4 separate regions of the Homo sapiens genome follow, and all the other regions are linked to region 3. Evidence: chromatin loops called from intact Hi-C (ENCODE). Cell type or tissue: natural killer cell. All regions are shown on one strand.

The links. A loop is a pair of places that touch in the nucleus more often than their neighbours do. Peaks named below come from ENCODE experiments on the same cell type or tissue, not always from the same donor. Only the 100,000 strongest peaks of a DNase experiment are listed, where the experiment ranks them.
Region 1: it touches region 3 in a loop (2.1-fold over the local background); 4 of 110 quality-filtered maps call a loop at or near these places.
Region 2: a loop joins it to region 3, with 4 times the contacts of the local background. A loop is called at or near these places in 7 of 110 quality-filtered maps.
Region 4: it touches region 3 in a loop (2.4-fold over the local background); 2 of 110 quality-filtered maps call a loop at or near these places.

Annotation. Positions count from the first base shown.
Region 1 is chr3:71,394,524-71,399,523 of GRCh38, reverse strand. The region is part of intron 3 of FOXP1 (forkhead box P1); the gene reads left to right. Among named protein-coding and RNA genes, the nearest start is that of FOXP1-AS1, 110 kb to the right of the region's middle. RefSeq lists an enhancer at 1-1,848. In natural killer cell, a CTCF peak has its summit at 2,305; DNase peaks (open chromatin) are centred at 1,123 and 2,313; H3K27ac peaks cover 245 bases.
Region 2 is chr3:71,007,897-71,012,896 of GRCh38, reverse strand. All of the region lies in intron 12 of FOXP1 (forkhead box P1), which reads left to right. Among named protein-coding and RNA genes, the nearest start is that of FOXP1-AS1, 280 kb to the left of the region's middle. In natural killer cell, no CTCF peak of the experiment used is centred here; DNase peaks (open chromatin) are centred at 1,136, 1,626, 2,016 and 4,176; H3K27ac peaks cover 2,201 bases.
Region 3 is chr3:71,225,021-71,230,020 of GRCh38, reverse strand. The region is part of intron 5 of FOXP1 (forkhead box P1); the gene reads left to right. Among named protein-coding and RNA genes, the nearest start is that of FOXP1-AS1, 62 kb to the left of the region's middle. RefSeq lists enhancers at 216-1,860, 3,054-3,554. In natural killer cell, no CTCF peak of the experiment used is centred here; DNase peaks (open chromatin) are centred at 2,500 and 3,090; H3K4me3 peaks cover 1,112 bases; H3K27ac peaks cover 1,194 bases.
Region 4 is chr3:71,490,909-71,495,908 of GRCh38, reverse strand. FOXP1 (forkhead box P1) reads left to right here. Exons shown (of 21, transcript NM_001349338.3): 3 at 2,354-2,483. Among named protein-coding and RNA genes, the nearest start is that of MIR1284, 49 kb to the left of the region's middle. In natural killer cell, no CTCF peak of the experiment used is centred here; DNase peaks (open chromatin) are centred at 1,565, 2,248, 3,168, 4,508 and 2 weaker places; H3K4me3 peaks cover 676 bases; H3K27ac peaks cover 3,209 bases.

The DNA of each region.
Region 1 (5,000 bases), 170 kb before region 3:
ACTTTAGTGAAATGCATAGGATTTTAGAACTTCAGGTATACCCAAATAGCTGCTTATTTTGAAACTTGCTTGAATTTCTTGTTTCTAAAATGTATGGTGGGAGATGGTGGAATAAAGGGTATTTTATACTTTCCTTAAGTGTAGTCACCTTTTCTTAAATTTCTGGTTTGTAGTTTTGTTTCTTCATGACTTGGGAGCTTTAGAGAATGTATCATACTGTGAAGTTGTTTGACTCCTTTAGAGATGTGTCTGAGTGTGTTTTGTGTGTATATACACACATACATATGTATACACCTAAACCTATGTACATACCTGTATATCTACACATATACACATATGTGTATGTACACACATAGACACACGTATGGTTGTTAAATTTCATAAACCCAAATAATTCAAGTTTCTTTCCTAACACAGAAAGTCACTTCTACGAACAGTTGAAAAATAAATATTATAATCAGCGAGGCATCACAAATAACTTTTATGTCTAAATCAAGCTATTAAATGCTTTTTTATTTTTAAGTAGATAGGGGAATAAAATAGCTGTATAGTTCATAAAGTGGTGTGCCATTACTGCCTGCTGTGCCCAAGAATTATGCCAGCTTTTTACACTCATGAAGTAAAAGCGGATTAGAACTGTGATCAATGTATTATCCTATATATCTTATTTTGCATTGTATTTCCTTTTTGAGCACCTTTGTAGACTAAATGGCTACTAATGACATAATTACAATTGTTTGTCACCACCATAATGCATGATTTCCTATCTCATCATGAAGATGTAAGTTAGATAAAGGAGGAGTTTTGGCAGGAAGACAAAGTGCAGTGATTTATTAAAGGCCAGATGTGGTTGTTAAAAGCTTTTCTACAGAAGGCACAATTGAGTGATGTGAAATGGGAGCAAAATCACTCTGCACCCCCAGCCCGTGGTTCTTGGTGTGAGTGACATAGTTGCTTCTGGAAGCATGACAAATGAGCCACATGTTTTATTGTTGTGTACAAATTTTATGTTGGAATTTAAACAGGGTGAAAAGGGTTCACATTAGCTTATACCAGCAAAGTAGGTGTTTAAAGGAAGCTAATGAGACTAAAGGGCTGGCGATGTTTTCAGCGTGCTTAGTGCTTCATAGCAAGAACTGAAATATCTTATGTTTCTGTCAAGTTTCAAAGAGGGAAAATCCCAGCACTGTTTTAAAAAAATGAGAGTGGTTAATATGAGAATTCAAAGAAATCAGAAGCAAGTGGAGACAAGATATTACTTAAGCACTGTTGACATACATATTGCACACATCGACTTGACATATATACAATCAGATTAGATAGATGCTTCTAAGGAAAGAGGCACAATTTCTGGTTTTAGCATTATTTGCACACACAAAGCTCTGTTAAAATAATGTTAAGACATTGGAGTGTTAGAAGCTATGAGTGGTACGAAGAGTGTTTTCAAGCTTTTGGAGGAGGATAAAAAAAGAAAATGGTTGTATCTTAAAAGCTATTCTGTGGACAGAAGGTAGTGATCTTTCTGGTTTTCCTTCCTTCCTCTCCCCTTCTCTCTCTTTCCCCACTCTCTCTGCTTCTTCCTTCTTTCCCTGTCTCTACCTTCTCCCTCCTTCCCTTGCATCCCTGTAAAATGTTATACGGAGAACAGTTAAACTGTAGGATTAGGTCTGTCTGTACAGCTTGGGACCTGGAATTATACTAGACATAGGAACTTTCCTGCCTTTTCCAGTGTAGATGGAGAAATTATTCTAAATGGTATAAGTTGAAGACTTCAAAGGTTTCTAGATTAACTCTGTGAAATCAGTGAGAGCTTTGGTGGGGTTTTCCTTCCTTGTCCTCTCAGCTGAAAATATGGGGTCCTCCTATTGTTTTCTCCCATAGTACTGCAGACTTGATAGCTCTTGTAGACTTGACCATACATTGTAATTATATGTCTATTTGTAAAATCATTTGTTTAACATTTATTTCCCAGTGTTCAGTCTGTAAGTTCCACAGAGGCAAAAACTGGCCCCAAGGCCCGTCGCATTGCCTGGCACATAATGTACATTTGGAAAGTATTTGTTGAACAATCCAAAGAACCGCAGGCAGCAATACCTACATTCAGGATATCACTTGGAAAAACTAGCAAAATCCATCCAGATAAAACGTTCCCAGATTATAAATGCTCATCCACATAATCTGTGGAGCAGTTCAGATGGCTCTTTTGCAACTTTCTTAAAGTTTGGAACTTTGGAATCCAGTTAGATCTCGTTCCTTCCGAATGGGTTTTTGCCTCCTAAGCTCTCTTCATGCAATTCCAGGGACTGCCACTTGATGGCTTAGACAATTTAAAATATAAAGTGGGAAAGGTACACGTGCTTCCAACCCTGCCTAGACTCTGCTGGTTCCATTTAAATGTGTATATATACACATATATATATATGTATATATATATATACACATATATATGTATATATATATACACATATATATGTGTATATATATATACACATATATATGTATATATATATATATACACATATATATGTGTATATATATACACATATATATATATACACACATATATATATATACACATATATATATGTGTATATATATATATATACACACATATATATGTTCCTTATGACTCATACATTGAACCTTATACGGAGATGAATACAGTTGAAGTACAGGGAGTAAAGTTTCGGAGAAATAAAACACTTAGAATCAGGGCTGTATTCGTGGGTGTGAGACATGCCCAATCTCACAAGACCTGACGCTTAGAAGGGACCCACACTTGGTTTAATGCTCTGCTGTTGCTGTCTTCTTAAACATTTTTTAAAATTTTGAACAAGGGGTCCCAAGTGTTCATTATGCCACGGGCCCCATAAATTATGTAGTCAGTCTGAACTGGAATTTGTGTTACTTGAAGGTAGGTTGCTTTAGGCCTGATCTTAGCTGACCATGGCTCCTTTAGGAGTCTTTGTTTAGTGCTTGGTAGGAAGCTTGTTCCCACGGGACAAGCCTGTGGGTTAAGAGCTTGGCTTTGACTCAGACTTCCTGGGTCAAATCCTGGCTCTGCAACTGGGTCAGTTACTTAAACTTTCCAAGCCCAGTTTCCTCATTTACAAAATGGAGATGATAATAGTGTGTCTGCTTCCTAGACTTGAGTTGATTAAACTAACGTCCCAGGTGCACGTCTTAGGGCTGAGCACTGCATTTCTGCTAGGTATGGTTGCAATCATCGGGCACCACATTCCTGGTTACACCTGACACTTACTGAGCTTCCTGCTCTCTGTGGCAGCTCCAAAAGTTTCAGGATTCTTGCCCTGCTTTGATGCTCTACTGTTCCAGCACTCAAGGTTCTGTGTAGTCCGGTAGCAGAGTTCAAGTTAGACTGAACTCTAAGACTTGACTCAGCTCTGCCCTATCCCTCCTCCTGAATGAGGCTCTAGCTGCTCTTCTTTAAGCCTTCTCTTTTATGTTAGATGATTAATTAATATGGAAAGGAATTGTGTAACTAAACTTTGCATTTTTGTAACCCATCTCTGTTTCCTGGTGGGTGCAAAGATGCCTCTTATTCGATATATCATTAAAGAAACCAGTCTTTTTTTCTGCAGAGCATTTATAATATATTTTAATATAGCCAAGTCATTCATAACCAACCCCCCCATTAATTACAGGAAATTTGCGCAACATTGACCATATCAAAGGACTCTACATTATAAAGAGGAGAATACATTATTGGAGACCGATATGATGTGGGATATGATTCATTCATTCATTTAGCAATTATTTATTGAAGACTTTGTGTGTGCCAGGCAGTGTTGTACGTACTGGGAATATAACTGTTAACAAGACTGCCAAGAACCTTGCTGTTGTGTTGCTGGTATTCTAGTAGGGTACAGATACTAAACAAACAACAAAGAACAGTATCAGAGGAAAGTGCTGTGCAGAGAAATAAAACAGAATGATGAAATAAGGAGTGCCCCTGGGCCAGTTTAGATGAGGTACCCAGGTAAGGCTTCTCAGAGGAGGTGACTTTTGAGCTGAGGTCTGAATGGCAAGAAGGAGGCAGCCAGGAGCAGCTTGGAAGAGAAGCATTCCAGACTTAGGGAACAACCAGTGTTCAGACCCTGGGGTATCATGAACTGGGTGGGTCTGAGGAACAGAAAAAAGGCATACAAGATGGAGAGCAGAAACACTCAAGGCAGCAGAACTAGTTGGGGCCTGATCTTACAGACTTTGGAAACCAGGGTCGCAAGACGCCGAGCTTTATTCTTCTACCTATTACTTTAATGCTAAAAGGGAACTAGGAATCTGTTCAGTCATGAGCCAAATAATAGAATCAGTGAAACAGTCTCCAGATATTAACTAGGGGGAAGTAGATGGTTTTGTCTGGATTATCCAGTTCAATTTTTTTTTTTTTTTTTTTTTTTTTGTGACGGGGTTTCACTCTTGTTGCCCAGGCTGGAGTGCAGTGGCGCGATCTTGGCTCACCGCAACCTCTGCCTCCTGGGTTCAAGCAATTCTCCTGCCTCAGCCTCCCAAGTAGCTGGGATTACAGGCATGCTCCACCACATCCGGTTAATTTTGTATTTTTAGTAGAGACGAGGTTTCTCCATGTTGGTCAGGCTGGTCTCGAACTCCCGACCTCAGGTGATCTGCCCGTCTCGGCCTCCCAAAGTGCTGGGATTACAGGCGTTAGCCACCGCGCCCAGCCTCCAGTTCAATTCTTTCGTTAAGAGCCATAATAGTGAAAGGAGCACTGGAATTGGAGTCCCCAAACAAATCCCAGCAGTTTTGGGACGAGCCATTTAGTTTTTCCAGAGTCATCCATCTGTAAGACTGACACTACCTTTGACACAAGGGTCGGTATAATGATGAAATGGCAGCTACCTGACAAATGCAAAGTCATATACAAAATACAAAGTTGCTATTATTGATGACCCTTCAATTTGATCATCTTATCTATTAAAATGTCTATTTTTAAAACTATAAAAATGCATCTTTGATCC
Region 2 (5,000 bases), 220 kb after region 3:
ATAGGCACATGTATAACTATAACATATGCCCATGTATACATCTGGGTGCTTGATGGTTTACAAATTGGGTGTTGGGGACCATCTCCTTCTAGCTTTTCTCTCTCATTCAAGCCCCAGGGAAACAGAGGTGAGCTGATTTATGTGCAGGTCTCCAGTTTTGTGTGGTCTTTATATTGTTAGAACAGTCTCTGTATCTATCTTTATGGACCCGATACAAATATTGTAATAAAGCCATCCTTAGAGAGATACCTTGTGTTACCTGCAAGCAGTTTTGGTGAATATAAATTTTTGGTTAATGAATGGAAGCCTGTGAATCTATTTCATAGCTTTCTTGCCTCAGGATTATACTCTGAGAGCATTATGTAGTCATTGAAAACTTAAGTACTTAAAAATATTTTAAAAGAGATGTCCAAAATTGCTTCTAGATGTGAACAATCACGATCAGCAATGCTTTATTTTAAATTAAGCAACAGCCGTTTACAATTATTATCATTCAGAGTAGTGATATTGGGTTTTGTTTTGTTTAGAAATCACTCACTATAGAATCTTAGTTTTGTTCTTTCCTGATCATTTGCCTAATCATATTTATATAATGAGAGAAAAAGAACTTGGCAGAGCCACTTTTAAATTCTGAGTTTTTTCTTCTACACCAGTGCTAGGTTTGATAAATACCTTGGTACCGATTTCTTCCATCTGTAGAATGGCTGATAAACATCTGTAAATATGATTTATTGTTATAAAGTCTCTAGAACTATAAAATTGCTATCCATAAGCTCAGGGACATATATCAGTTTCAGAGTCAGAAAGGGAAATGACAGTTTCTAGACCCATTTTAAACATTTTGTTAATGGCTAACTTATGCCTACCGTAAAAAATCCTCAAATCATAGGTTCATTTGTTATGTGAGCTGACAATTAGGTTATATTTATTAGAAGATTATCCCAAAAAGGAGAGAGAATAATTTTCGTATTAAAGAAAATAAAGATCATTAGAATTGGGGCCTAGACTCAATTCCTATAAAAGAGCCCATTTCTCTTCTAAAGATATTAGAAGTCTGGCACTTGTATAGGAAACCACCTATCAATTATTTATTGTGGTTTTGCACATGACACGACATGTTCTCAGTTCCTGTTTGCTCAGTGGAATTGGAATGCCCACTATCAACCTGCAACTGTTGCTTGGTTATTTCCTGGTACTTATTTATTGACTTATATTTGTAAGACGACTTTTGTTTGTAAGTTACAGAAACCCAACTTAAATTGGCTGAAGCGAAAAAAATAAATAAATAAATGAGGGATGATAATTGGCCCCTATTGCTAGGAAGTCCAGTGGTACAGCTGGCTTCAAGCATGGCTAGATCCTGATATTTAACCAAGGCTGTTGGAGTATTGATTGTCCATTAGCTCTGTTTTTCTATGTTGTCTTCATCTGGGGGCTCTTTCCAAGTGGAACTGAAGAGGACAGGTTTATTAATCCCACAGAGTATCTCTTTCCATGTAGCCCCAGAAAAAGCCATAGGCAGACTGTCATTGGCCCAGATTGAGTCATGTGTTCTAGCTTTGAGCCAATCACCATGATGTGCCCTGGCTTGCATTACATGCTGCCTCCAGAACAGAGGGAGATGTTCACCCCACGTGAACCACATGGGGGCTGGGGATGAGAAAGTTGCTTCAAGAATGTAAAAATGAATATTGTAAAGTAGCAAAGGAGAGCAAATGCTGAGTAAGAAGAAACTCCCCTAGATGCTTTCCTGAGTTACGCATTGACTGGTCATATGTAACAAATTCAGGATTTCAGTTTTCCTCTACAACATGATTTTAACTCTTGGAAATTCAGAGTTGTCTTCAGGTATCAGGATCTTGCCTAGTGCAGTGGAAAATAAGTTAGTCTTCTTGTAGATTCACATTTCCCACTTCTCTGTTCAGTCTAAAGGGAAATCAAATTGACTTTGATGAAACCAACTTTGTTTTCCATTGAACCGAACTGAAAGAAGCTAGCAAACTTCTGTGGTTCAAGTAAAAACCACCTGGCTTCTTTGAATGATCTCACTGGGTGGGGGGGGAGGGGGGGTTATTGTCATCAGAGAGTGATGCATCAAGTACTTTGCTCAGATTGCTGGATTCATAGATCCTGAAAGCATCTTCATTTGCTTCAGTGGACCCAAAATTCTCTAGTCTACGCTTCTCTTCAGTTGTCCCTTTCTTTTTTAGAAGGGATTTCTTATGGTTTAGGCAAATTGATAGCAGTGTTGCTTGAATTCTCCTTGGTATTCTTACTTAATAAAGGTAACATTGCTTTGACCTTGATTTAAGTGTTACTTCATAGATTATTTTCACCTATTTTCTGTTCCCTTGATTTTACACTCCCCTAGTAATAGTTTATAATTAAATAGTACTGAACCTTAAAACAGGCATAGTCCCGAAATGCTTCACATATATTAACTCATTTAATCCTCACAAACAGTTTATGCTAGTATTGTAGTAGTATTCCCAGCATAGAGTTAAGGAAACTAATGCCCAGAGAGGTTAAATGATTTACCCAAGGTCACACAGCTAATAAGAGGTGGAGTCAAGGTCCAAACCCAGGCAGTCTGGCTTCAGAAGACTTATTCTTAACTGCTGCATTATACAGCCTGGTTAGAGGCAGCACTTCTTATTGACAGTTTGCTTTCTGCTTGGCAGTGGATGTAAAGAAAGTTTTGGAGAAAGCCTGACTGGGTAGTGAGGACATTATTAATATGTTCTTTGAACTAGCCACATGTCATCTGAGCCTCAGTATCAGCACATGTGATTTGGGATGTTAACCACTTTTTACGGTTGTTAGAATTAAAAGGTACACCAGGCAAGACACAGGTGGTTTACCCCTGTAATCCCAATGCATTTGGAGGCTAAGGTGGAAGGATTTCTTGAGGCCAAGAGTTTGAGACCAGCCAGGTCAACATAGCAAGACCCTATCTCTGCCAAAAAAAAAAAAAAAAAAATTCAGCTGGGTGTCGTGGCATGTGCCCATAGTCTTAGTTAATTGGGAAGCTAAGGTGGGAGGCTCACTTGAGCCCAGAAGTTCGAGGCCGCAGTGAGCTATGATAATGCCACTGTACTGTAGCCTAGGTAGCAAAGCAAAACCTTGTCTCTAAAAATTAAATAAATGAATGAGTAAATAAAAAGTACATCATATAAACTGCCTAGCCCATACTAGGCACTCTTTAAAAGCGTTAGAACTTCTTAACCTACTTAGATATATTTATTTTTCAAGGATGAGTAATTTTAAATATCCAAAAATTTCCAACCTTCTACCTAGGAAAAGGAGTTGTGACTATGCAAAGCATTGATATATCCGAAGAAATTGTTCTGTAATAGAATGTTTTAATCAGAAACCTCTGGTAAAAAGTCCCACACAGAGGGGAGGGCATGGCAAATTTTTTCCATAAAGGGGTAGACAGTAAATATTTTCAGCATTGCAGGCCATACAGTGTCTGTCACAGCAACTCGACTTAGCTCTGCCATTGGGGTACAAAAGCAGCCGTTGACCATGCGTAAGGAACAAGGAACGAGTATGGCTGTGTCCCTTGGACCACAGTTTGCTGTACCATTTTTGGTGTCACCAACATATTTTTAGCTGAGGAATGCTTTTGTGGCCCCGGACATAGCTATCCAGGGTTATGTTAGCTTGGATTCACAGAACCCTCAAGTTAGTCATATTTGAGGGGAGATATCCACGTGTGTCATGCGCCCCCCCCCCCCCGCCCCCATGATTTCATTGACCAACCATGGTTGCTGTACTTCCTTGATCTTGGGTTCTTCCACCCAGTTTTTAGGGTTCAGACTAAGGGAGAGGAAGTGACTTTGCCAGGTAACAGCTTTCTGGTCTTCTGCAGCTCCAGATTAATAAGCTGTAACTGTTACAGAGGCCAAGCTTGGTTCTTCAGGATAAAAATCCCATCTGTCAATACTGTGCCACTGTTAACAGAGAGAGGGGTTCAGAAAAAAGAGAGGTGGGGGGGACTCACAGGTCTAAAACTGAAGCATATTTTTTTTTCCCTCCTGAGGAAGAAATATCATAACTGTTGGTAAATCAAAACCAGAGATTTGACACTTTTCTGTGATCATTCTGCAGCATTTGTTCCCAAGGTGAGGTATACCACAGGGCCCTTGATTTCAAAGATAAATACTGTACAAATAACCATCCTGTTGTCTTTCCCTCACCGCCAACAGAGGGACGCTTTATCAGAATCAGCAGATACCCAGTCTATTGTATGCATTTATTTCCCTGTTTCTTCTGAAAACAACTTGCAGTTTTAGTGTTGATTTTTTTTTAATCTATCAACCATGAGTTATCATGTGACTGTTGCATTTGTTAGTGCTAACTGATAGCAGCAGGTGCTCCTGCTAACTCTAATGAAATCGTCCAGCCCTGCATTGCTTGGCATCCTCCGATAACAGAAAAACAAAAACAAGTCCCGTATCATCCAGAGTGGTGTGAAGCTCATCGGCGTTCTTCCATCTTCTCCCCACTTGAGTCCTTTCTTTTTTCTTCTTTTCAAACCAGGTGAAAGACACAATCTTCACTAGTAAAAACGTGGATTTGTAATTCTTCCCTTTCCTCCCCCTCCCTTTTTTTAATGCTCATGTAATGCATTGGCAAAATGAGGAGTAGATTTGAAGGTTAAATCCTGACCACATTTCCCTGTTTTTAACTTAGAAGGTAAAATCAAATGCAGGCCCATAGTTTCACAAACACCAGGTACTCTTATGTGCTTGGGGGAAAATGTTTCCATTTCTCCTAGTTTTTCTTTTAAGTGACCACTTGTATAACGTCTACTAAAAGTATCATTTGTATCCTTGCTTAGTATCCTATTTGAAAAGAATTTTTTTTCTTTTGGTGATTTCTCAGGGAGAAAAACTTCATGCAGAACAAAACAAAAATTCCCTTGCTTGTTAGATGTATGTAATTTATGAAAGCCAAAATAAACTGTATATGTGCTGTAATGGAAGACAGAGAAA
Region 3 (5,000 bases):
TGAGTAGCAAGTTTCCAGGGAGTCCTGGAGGTTGCAGCGCCACTGAGATAATCTGAGCTTGACAGAAGTGGCACAATTATCCCTAAGTCCTAGATGAAGCAGTAACCCTCAAGGAGGATACTCGAGTGGCCGTGGAGCTTTCCAGAACTGAACAGAATGGGCTCCTCTGTCAGTGCAGATTAGCTCTTGTTGTTGTTGTTGTTTACTAGACAGTGGGTACCTTAAGGAGATGGTACGGAGAACCCATTGTAGCTGATCCAACTTCCGGCGTTTATTTTATTTTTTTTTAAATTTCAAAGCTCCATTCTTGACATTGACTAGAAAACAGCTGAAAGAAAGAGACACGGCCCATTTGCATATTCTACAAGGATAGTGTGGAGCCTGTATGATGAAATCTGAATAAATACGTGGATTTTGAGAACCCTTTTTTTCCCTGACAGTATTCAACATTAAGTATATACTTAAGCAGTAATGACTCTGAAGCTATGCTTTGCATTCATGAACACACTCCATAGGGTTACGCTTCAAGCACTAGGTGAAGCCAAGATTTTCTGAATTATGTTTCATTGGGGAATTTTTACCTTTTTTTCCTGTTTATGACAGTCATTTCATCTGGTTTTATAATGAGGTCAGGAACAGGTGAATGTAAAATAATACTAGTAAGCTGAGTGATTTCTGTGTTAATGATTAGGCTATTTTTTAAATTAAAAAGTTCTGGTATTTGAAACATGCTCAGTACTTTAAGTACACTTACTAGTAATTAATCAGAATGAAAGATTTTAATGTTCTCTGATTATGTACAAATCATTATGGCTACCTGTCTGCAAGAAGTCAGGAGAAACTGGTATCTCGGCTAAAACTGGGGGAAAAACTGGTGTCGTCTTTGCTTATTTTTCCCATTCTCCCAGTAAATACAAAGCATTAGCATTTGTATAATATAGGGGTGTACTTAACTCTTTCCCCTTAAAAGGCCAACTTTCCCCCTTTATAAAATACAGGTCTGCTCATTAAACCAATAACCTTTAAAAAATGAGACATCAAAAAAAAAAAAAACAACCAACAGTAAAAGCATTTTACTAGGAAACCCTCTTAGAGCACATTTTAAACATCTTTTGTGTTTCCACATATCAAGCTACTTTATGGACTTTTGCTGTGGCATTGCCCTTCAACGAGAAAGCTTTTTCCATTTTGTACCATAAAGAATATTATTTTTCTGCCAGCCAATTTTCTCTGTTAGTCACTAATTGGCTACATAAATCTCGGGTGTTGAGAATGAGGAATGTTTCAGTGTCATAGAGTGTAATCTTCACCCTTATTTACCAATTCATTAAGATTCATTGATGCAGGATCGGTGAGAGGAAATGACAACATAAATCAGACCTCCAACATAATGACCCTAATCAGTTGGGAATTGCTGGAAATGTCATGATGAACTATGTCCTTGTGTTAGTGCCACTGTACATTGTCATTGCGCTGCTTTATGAGTGGGACGCATCTTCCTGACACTGACTGTATTTAACGAAAAAAGAGTTGTTAAAAACCTGATTCCATTAAAGCTATGAGATCCATACAAGGTCCTGTGGTGTTTAGCCTTGTGCCCTTTACCTTCATTGTAACTGCTTAATGGAGCTGCAGTTTAATGCACATTTAGAGTACACCTGAGTAAAAACTCCACAGGAAAAAAAAAAAAGCAGGTTGATTTATGGCTTGTCATGTCTTTATTTAACCCAATAATTTCGGTGCGTATAGAGAATTGAAAACAGTAAGTTCTCCACTTAGGTACCAAATCTCTTGTCACTAAACTGAGGAAGCATCCCAGTGACCTAGAACTCCCTAAATATCCTCTCTTTCCGTGATGTGTTGGATTCAAACCTCAGTCTCCACAGGTTTGCTGATGGTAACTGCTGGTCATTCCTAGAATAATGTGTCAATTCAAAATTAGCAATATAATTTGACAGGGGCTTCTGCAAAGAGGTTTCTGGACACCTCCCCCGCCCCCCACCCGCCCCACCATGATATTGATTTGATTCCACCACATTCTTGGAATTGGTTACTGGAAGATCGGGAGCTGCATAGTCATACACATTCTTCGATTTAATATAGTTATTCATTTTAGCTGTAATGAATTAATCTGGCAACAGTTTTGGACTAGCCCAGAAGGCACTCCTCCTTCCTCTTTACTTACTGCTTATTAAAATCTTGCCGATGAATAGCAGGTAAATACGTTTCAGGATGTGAAGATTGAAAATTGTCACTTTATACTCCTTTGACTGTTTTTTTTTTTTTTTAAAAACATTGAGCATGATGGTAACCATTTTTTAATCTCAAAACAAATCTTTAATCTATGGTATAAGGCTGAGAAAGACCTGTAAGAGAACAAGACAAGTTTACTTAATCTTGACAGCCCTGGGTGTAATCTCACTCTGCTTGTGACAAGTCAGACTGTAAGATTTATAACTCCTTAATCAAATGTCTAGAAGTCTCAGGAAATGTTATCATAGGACTTCCTTTCACATGACTTACTGAGAACTCAATAGACCGTTAGATAAGCTCTAGACTAAGCTGGACCTTAGAATAATTTCAAATTGACTAATAGTTTTCTGGGGGGTTTCTTTGGCGGGAGAGTGTTTTCAATTTGTTTTGACAAGTGTATGTTTACAGACTCATTATATCAGAGGGCTCTGTTGCTTCCAATAGGAAGACACGGTAATTTTTGATGCCCTGTGGTCGTGGTCTTCACGTAAACGCTATTTGTGTTCCGAATCTTAGAGTTGTGTGGGAAGGGGATCCGAGGAGACATGAGGATCATAAAAGCTGCCCGATGTCACCATGGTCGCGTGCCTGTGGGGCTGTAAAGGCAGACTTAGACAAGAGCAGGGGACTGCAGTGGGCTCTGAGCCACTGTGTGTCAGTGGAAGGATGACTAAGAGTGTGAGAACCACTGCATCGCTAGAACCGCACCAGCCTTCTCATGTGGTCCAGGAGGCCCGGCACCGCCATTACCACGAAGACCAAAATGACTCTCCCCACCCACAGCCAAACCAGAGTCGTCCTGTGCGCTCTGCCCTGTCATCAGAGGGGACTGTCAGCTGCCGTCTGACATCCTGCGTGCTTTGGCTCTTACCCCAGTCTGACCAGTGTGACTGTACAGGATCCCTCTTCTTGGCCGGTGAACAGCGCACTTAGTGCCCTTGCAGGGAGCCTGAGAACGAGCAAGGTAGTGCGTGCGGGGAGTGAGCAAAAGAGAGACTCAGCGAGACAGGATGTGAGATGGAGGTGGAGAGCAAGACTGCGAGAGGAAAATGACAAGCAGAGAGAAAGGGATACTAAGAGGAAGATGGCAAACTGAAAGGGAAAGAGACTGTGTGACAGGGTGAGACAGAGTGAAAGAGATTGAGCCAGAATGAGATGCAGAAGGGGGTAGGGAGGGAGTGAGAGGGAGAGAGACAGGAGAGAGAGAGAGAGAGAGAGAACCCCGGGAAGCAATAGGGACCCCCAGAGTAGACCCTGCCATCACTTGTGCCTGGAAGAGGCTCTTGCATAGGTGACGGGCATTTTCAGGATGGCTGCCGGGTGGAGTTGAGCAGTGAGGCTGGCAGGAGTCACATCTGGGCCTGAGGCAAGTAGCCCAAACTGAAAAGGCAATGCTCTGATGTCAGCCTCATCCATCTAGGCTTAGAACAAGGATCTGTACTTTGAAGAATCCCAGCCTCCCCTGCAAGAAAGAGCCCAAGATTGTTACCATTTCAGACCTCAAGAGCCAAAGCAAGACACACCAGTTCCTAACCAGAGGGACTTGAGTTAGCTCTAGGAAATGGGAAGATTCAATTGATGTAATTTCAACTTCTTTTCCTCAGAGGCGTCCAGCAGCACAGGCTGCCAAAAAAGTGCCCATGCCCTTGATGTCTAAGCAAAGTGACTGTAAAAATAGAAGTAGTGTCTCAGAAGTTTTTTCTCTGCCCCTGTCTCTCCTGAATCTGAACCAGGCTGTTTAAAACTTGGCATCACTCAGCTTGCAAAGCTACCATTTGTTTCTAGAAAGTGAAAGTTTTTTTTGGTAAGCCCTCTGAAACTCAGTGTTGCCTAAATATCTGAAGACATGATTTTTCTCAGTCCGTCTTGGGCCCCCGTGCCCAGTCTCTCTTTGCTGCACCCGTTCTTCCTCTGCACTAATATGTCCTCATATCCAGCTCCTTTCCATAGATGTGATTGGGTTTCTGTTCATGTCTCCACTGTTCAAAAGATTTGTTTCCTCCACCATTAGTATTTGAGGGAGAACTCCCAAAACCTAGGGAGGGGAAAGCAAGTGGGCAGAGAACTAGAAATGAGATGAGAAAAATCGCTAGCTATTTCTGGCAAGGAAAAACATCTTTACAGTAACAGGAGTGTTTAACAGACAGACAAAATACCTTCAAAATATGCAAATCTCTGTTTATCTTACAGAATTCTACAGGGAACAAATCCGTAGCATTAGCAATTATGACAGCTCAGAAATTTTTTTCCTTCCTCGTCATAATTATAAACATCAGTATCGCTTAGAGCTTCACGTTAAAATGTTTTTCTCCTACTTCTTTTAAGAGTTATTTGTTTAACATGCTTTTATTATCCTAGATGATGTGATTTGGGAAGAAAGTATTAATTCTCTTATCAGCTCTGTTTCCTTTCCAGTTGTTCAGAGAATTGAGCTACACTAGTAGTTTATGAAGTAAGAGGTATTAAATAGAGAGCTCACTGCTGATCAGATTGAGCCACTTCTGAACTGTGGCTATCCAGGCAAAGGGGATTGACAGCTTAGCATTTATGCCGCAAATGTGTTGGAATAACATGGCAACAGAATCACAGGCATCTTTACTTCTCTCACACTGCCGCCTCCCAGCTAGTGCCTTTGTATCATTGAAATTTTTGAGAAACAAGATGCCTTAACTCCTTATCCAATGTTGCTTGTTCAGTCTGGCTTTGTGAATATTGTTCCTTGAGTGTGGTTTTGAAGGTGGCTGTGT
Region 4 (5,000 bases), 270 kb before region 3:
CTGGCCTTCCTCGCTCATTTGCATTACCTGCCTGTTACAAAATGTGGCCCATGATTGTTAGTACCAGCATGGTCAGGTAGTGCCAAAATTCACTTGAGCAAGCCTGAGTCAGAAGGGTATATCACAAAAACTCAGGACTTTTATATTAGGGTATTGGCTGGAAAATATAGAGTTCCCATGGGCACAAGCTTTATAGAGTTGAGTCAGGCTGCTAAAACTCCCTGTGCCTCAGTTTTCTTATCCACATATTGAGTTTAAAATAATAATATCTGCTAAGAACTTTGTTGTAAGAATAGAATGAAATAATGATTATAAAAGACTTAAAACAATACCCAGTACATAATGAGTTTTCAACAAATGGCAATTATATTTTTAGAGAGTACCGAAAAGTTACTTCTTTCAGTTGTTGATTCATTTATTCACTCAAAAGATACATATTGAGTACTTGCTATGAGCTGGGCATTTTTCTGAAATTTTGGAGCATTGCGATGAAAAGAAATAGTTCTTTTATCTAATTGAGCTTATATTCTAGTGGGGAAGACAAATGAGCAAATAGATCAGGGCGAAAGCTCTGAAGTAAGCACATAGGATGATATAATTGAGACTAACTTGGAACCTAACTTAAGTAGGTGGGCAGGACAAGCTTTTTGAAGTGGCCTTTGTCCCTAAGTCCCAGTACTGAGAAGGGACCAGTTGTGTAAAGAATGGGCTCATGGCATCTTGGGAAGCTGAGATAGCAAGTGCACCAGCCCTGAGATGGGAAGACACTTGCCTTGCTTGAAACAAAAGGAGGACCACTGTATCTACATTGATTATAGTTTGGGATTGGGTTGGTAGTTAAGGCAGCGTCAGAGAAGTAGAAAGTGGCCAGATTATGTAGGGCCCTCAGGCCATGGAAAGAAATTCAAATTTTATCCTAAAGATGGTAAACAACTTCAGCCCATTTCTTCATTTCTTTTCTTTTTCTTTTTTCTTTTCTTTTTTTTTTTTTCTATGTGACATAGACTTCATGGCTTTAGGGAGCATGTCTGAGCCTTGGAAGTACTTCTTGGATCTCAAAGCTGCTTGGAGGCTTGGAGAATAGGACTTTGCCATTTGACTCGAAGTGTGGTCCATGATTGGTAGTATCAGCATCTCCTGGTAGTTTTCTAGAAATGCAGAATCTCAGGCCCACTCCAGATCTAGTGAATCAGAGTCTTCGGGGATGGGTCCCAGGAATCTGTATTTTGAAATGCTCTCCAAAAGATGCTTATGCACAGAAGTTTGAGAAGCATCAATCTAGAATACATCTGGACAGATTTCTGCAGGACATGGAGCTATGCTCATTGGAGAGGAATGGAAGCCTTTCCTGGGCACCCAGGGGATGCTGCCAGCCGCCGGGATGCTGGCTCAATAGGGTTAGGTACTGGTGCCAGGCTTAGCATTCTAAGCGCTTGAAAAACTCTCTGGTCACAGCACATCTTCAGTGTTGATGGCAGGTCAGCATGAGAGTGAATCATGGTAAAAACAAAACAAAAACCAAAAATCTCTTTTTAATCAGGAAGCTTAAAGGAGAAGTTAATTAGTTTAAAGTATTTAGAAGAAATATGCTTCTTTCAAAAAGACAGAAGCTTAGAGGTAGAAGGAACTTGAAGAGCATCGGTTAATGCCCTGACCCTACAGGTGAAGAGACTGGAATCGAGATGATAAATGGCTCTCCTGGGGCCACACTAGTGACTGAAGACCATACCGGGTCCAGAACTCAGGCTTCTCAGCTTTTGAGCCCTGACCATCGCACCGTATGTGCTTTCTTGATGGAAACATCTCCATGAGTATTGCTCCTTATGTAATCCATAATCATTTTTAGAATAAAATAGAATTATTTTGGAGAAAAAAATGATGATTACCTTTCCTACTAGTTTTAATGTTCGTTATTAGTACTAGTATTTCTAAAATAATTTAAAATTATTTAAATTTTTTACTTTTTTTGTTCTTCGAAAAAGATCATAACTTAATAGGGAATGGTACATTTATCTGTGTAATATTTTAGTTAAAACAGTTTATTGTTACCTGAAGACTTGATAATGGGAAGTGGTATTTTCATATGCTAAAATATTTAAAATATTTGGTACAAAGCCCATAATAAATAACAACTTTACAGTGTACGTGTTGAAGTGATTAGTAAATGTATCTTTCAAAACAGTATTTCCGGTTCATATTTAACAGCATCACACTTGATGTATTGACATACCCTGGCTTGAACGGTGTTTTCCCCTACCTCAAGAATCTATGTCTTGCTGTTTTCAAGTGTAAGGAAGTGGTGGTTTTAGAAGTTACATCTTAGTTATGTGTAAAAAATATTTTTGTGTTGCAGTGTCCCAGAAGCTTTTGTTGACAATTCCAGTTTCCGAACAAAACATTTCGGCAATGGTGAGGGCTTCGATCCCTTCTCTGATTTGCTGTCAGCCATGAACGGATGGATGTGATGCCTGCTAGCCAAAAGGGTGAGTGAATGAATGTTTGTGATTATTCATCTGAAAATTCACAAGACAAAAAGTCCTTCAAGACAGTTGCCCACCCAGGATGAGAGATTCTTATCTTGAAAGAAGGGACAAACTCTGTCATTGTTTTCTGGTGTAATCTTTTCAGATAATTCCTGCGGTGATCTGAGGATTTATAAAAGGCATAATAGGACATAGGATAACTTCCTCTGTTGGCTTGTTTGTTTTAATCATACTCTGAAGGATGGACTATCTCAGTTTTGGTCCATGTGCAACGTTGAATGAGTAATTGTTTTTTTGGTCCCATTACAACTTGGTGATAACATGAGCCACCAAGAAATAAGACAACAATTTTTTCATCTTGAGTTTTAGGGGAAATTTGAGTCTAATTTGTTCCTTGAGAGAGTCCTATCCCAAACTTTTTGTATGATCAGGACTTATGAGAAAGCCAAAGGATTGGAAACTTGGGATTTTCAAAGATTTTTTGAAAGACTTCTGGAAATTTTTTTGTATCATAATTTACCTCATTAGGTTATTCATTGACTTTTTAGGGGGAGGTTAGAAAGGACATGATGATATTTTTCTCTAAGTGTGTTTTCCATCCATCCTGTTCCTCAGCAATCAATGACTCCCCTGTAGTAATGAACACTGTGACTTGTCATTAGCAGAGACAATGATTGGTTGAGGCCAGGCATTTTGGGTGACAACTCTGACATCATTTGTGGTAGCCTTGCCATTGGATGAGGTCAGTTTCATGGAGAACCTTATCATTTCAGGGTTTGTATTGAATAGCATTTAATTGGTAAGACCCTCATCTTTTTCTGTCTTAGTGCAGTAGTATTGGAAGCAAATTCTAAATAATGGAGAGAAGTGTAGTGAAGCAGAAAGGGCACTGTATTGGGAGTTGGGAGGCTTAATAGTAACCTGGCATGGGGCAAATTAGGCTCTCTCTTTGATTTTTTTTCTTTTTTTTTTTTGGAGACGGAGTTTCCCAATTGTTCCAGGCTGGAGTGCAGTGGCGCGATCTCGGCTCACTGCAACCTCCGCCTCCCAGGTTCAAGCAATTTTTCTGCCTCGGCCTCCCAAGTAGCTGAGATTACAGGCGCCCGCCACCATGCCTGGCTAATTTTTGTACTTTTAGGAGAGACAGGGTTTCACCACATTGGCCAGGCTGGTCTCAAACTCCTGACCTCAGGTGATCCGCCCGTCTCAGCCTCCTAAAGTGCTGGGATTACAGGTGTGAGCCACTGTGCCTGGCTTGATTTTCTATATCTAAAACAAAGCATGTAGGTTAGAGGATCCTATCCTATCAGTGTTATTGAGGCCCTGGAAATTATCTATTTAAATACCTCAGTTTACAAATGGGACAGCTTAAGTCATGAGTCTAGGTGGGATGGCTAAGTCCCTGGGGTTGGTCTGGGCTGGACCATAGCTATTTGGTCATCATTCAGTGGTTCTTTCTAGCTTATTTCAATTACAGAGATTAAGACATCCTGCCCATTTAGCTTTTTAAGCCTCCTCTGATGATATGTCTAAGACAGTGTTATGCATTCAATTACTTGGGCCAGATTTGTGAAGATTTTATAGCTAGAGGTCATTTTGACAAATCCTTCCCCTTGTATACATTAAAAAATACTTTAGTTTTATTGTCCAGAGAAACTGTGTTCATAGTGAAGCAACCGGCTCAAATATTAGAGACCAGATGATTTTCAAAGAGCTATTGGCTCGAAAAGGCACTTCCTGCCACAGTTTGTTAACTGATAACTTGTACTTTGCATTTGGTTCTGCTGGAGCTAGAGAGAGAGAAAAAAAAAATCCAGCCTCCTGTCTTCCCTACAGTATTACTTCTGTCAGTGGCAAGAAATAAGGCAAATAGTAAACAGTAACACACGGGCAAGGATGTCCACAATGAAAAGAAATGGTTAATGGAGTCATGAAATTTTAGAGCTGTTAGTGATCTTTGATCTTTTTACTGGGTGGCCTTGGGCAAGTTGTTCGGTTCTCTCACCCGTGAACTCCTGAGGTTTTCCATTGCTATGCATGTATGATAGACTTTTGTGGATGGTCTGTAGATTAGTGAACAGGCAGCACATGCTAAGAAAAGTCGTATCTTGGCTGGGCATGGTGGCTCACGCCTGTCATCACAGCACTTTGGGAGGCCGAGGTGGGTAGGTCACCTAAGGTCAGGAGTTCAAGACCAGCCTGACCAATATGGTGCAACCTCATCCCTCCCAAAAATACAAAAGTTAGCTGGGCGTGGTGGTGGGTGCCTGTACTCCCAGCTACTTGAGAGGCTGAGACAGGAGAATTCCTTGAACCCAGGAGGTGGAGGTTGCAGTGAGCTGAGATCGTGCCACTGCACTCCAGCCTGGTTGAGAAAGTGAGACTCCGTCTCAAAATAATAATAATAATAAAAAAAGTCATATCTTTAGGAATTCAGGTAGAGTTGAGAACAAAGCCTCGGTCTGTTTCATATACACATGAGAATTCATCAAAGGGGTTAGAATTCTGAAGGTATTG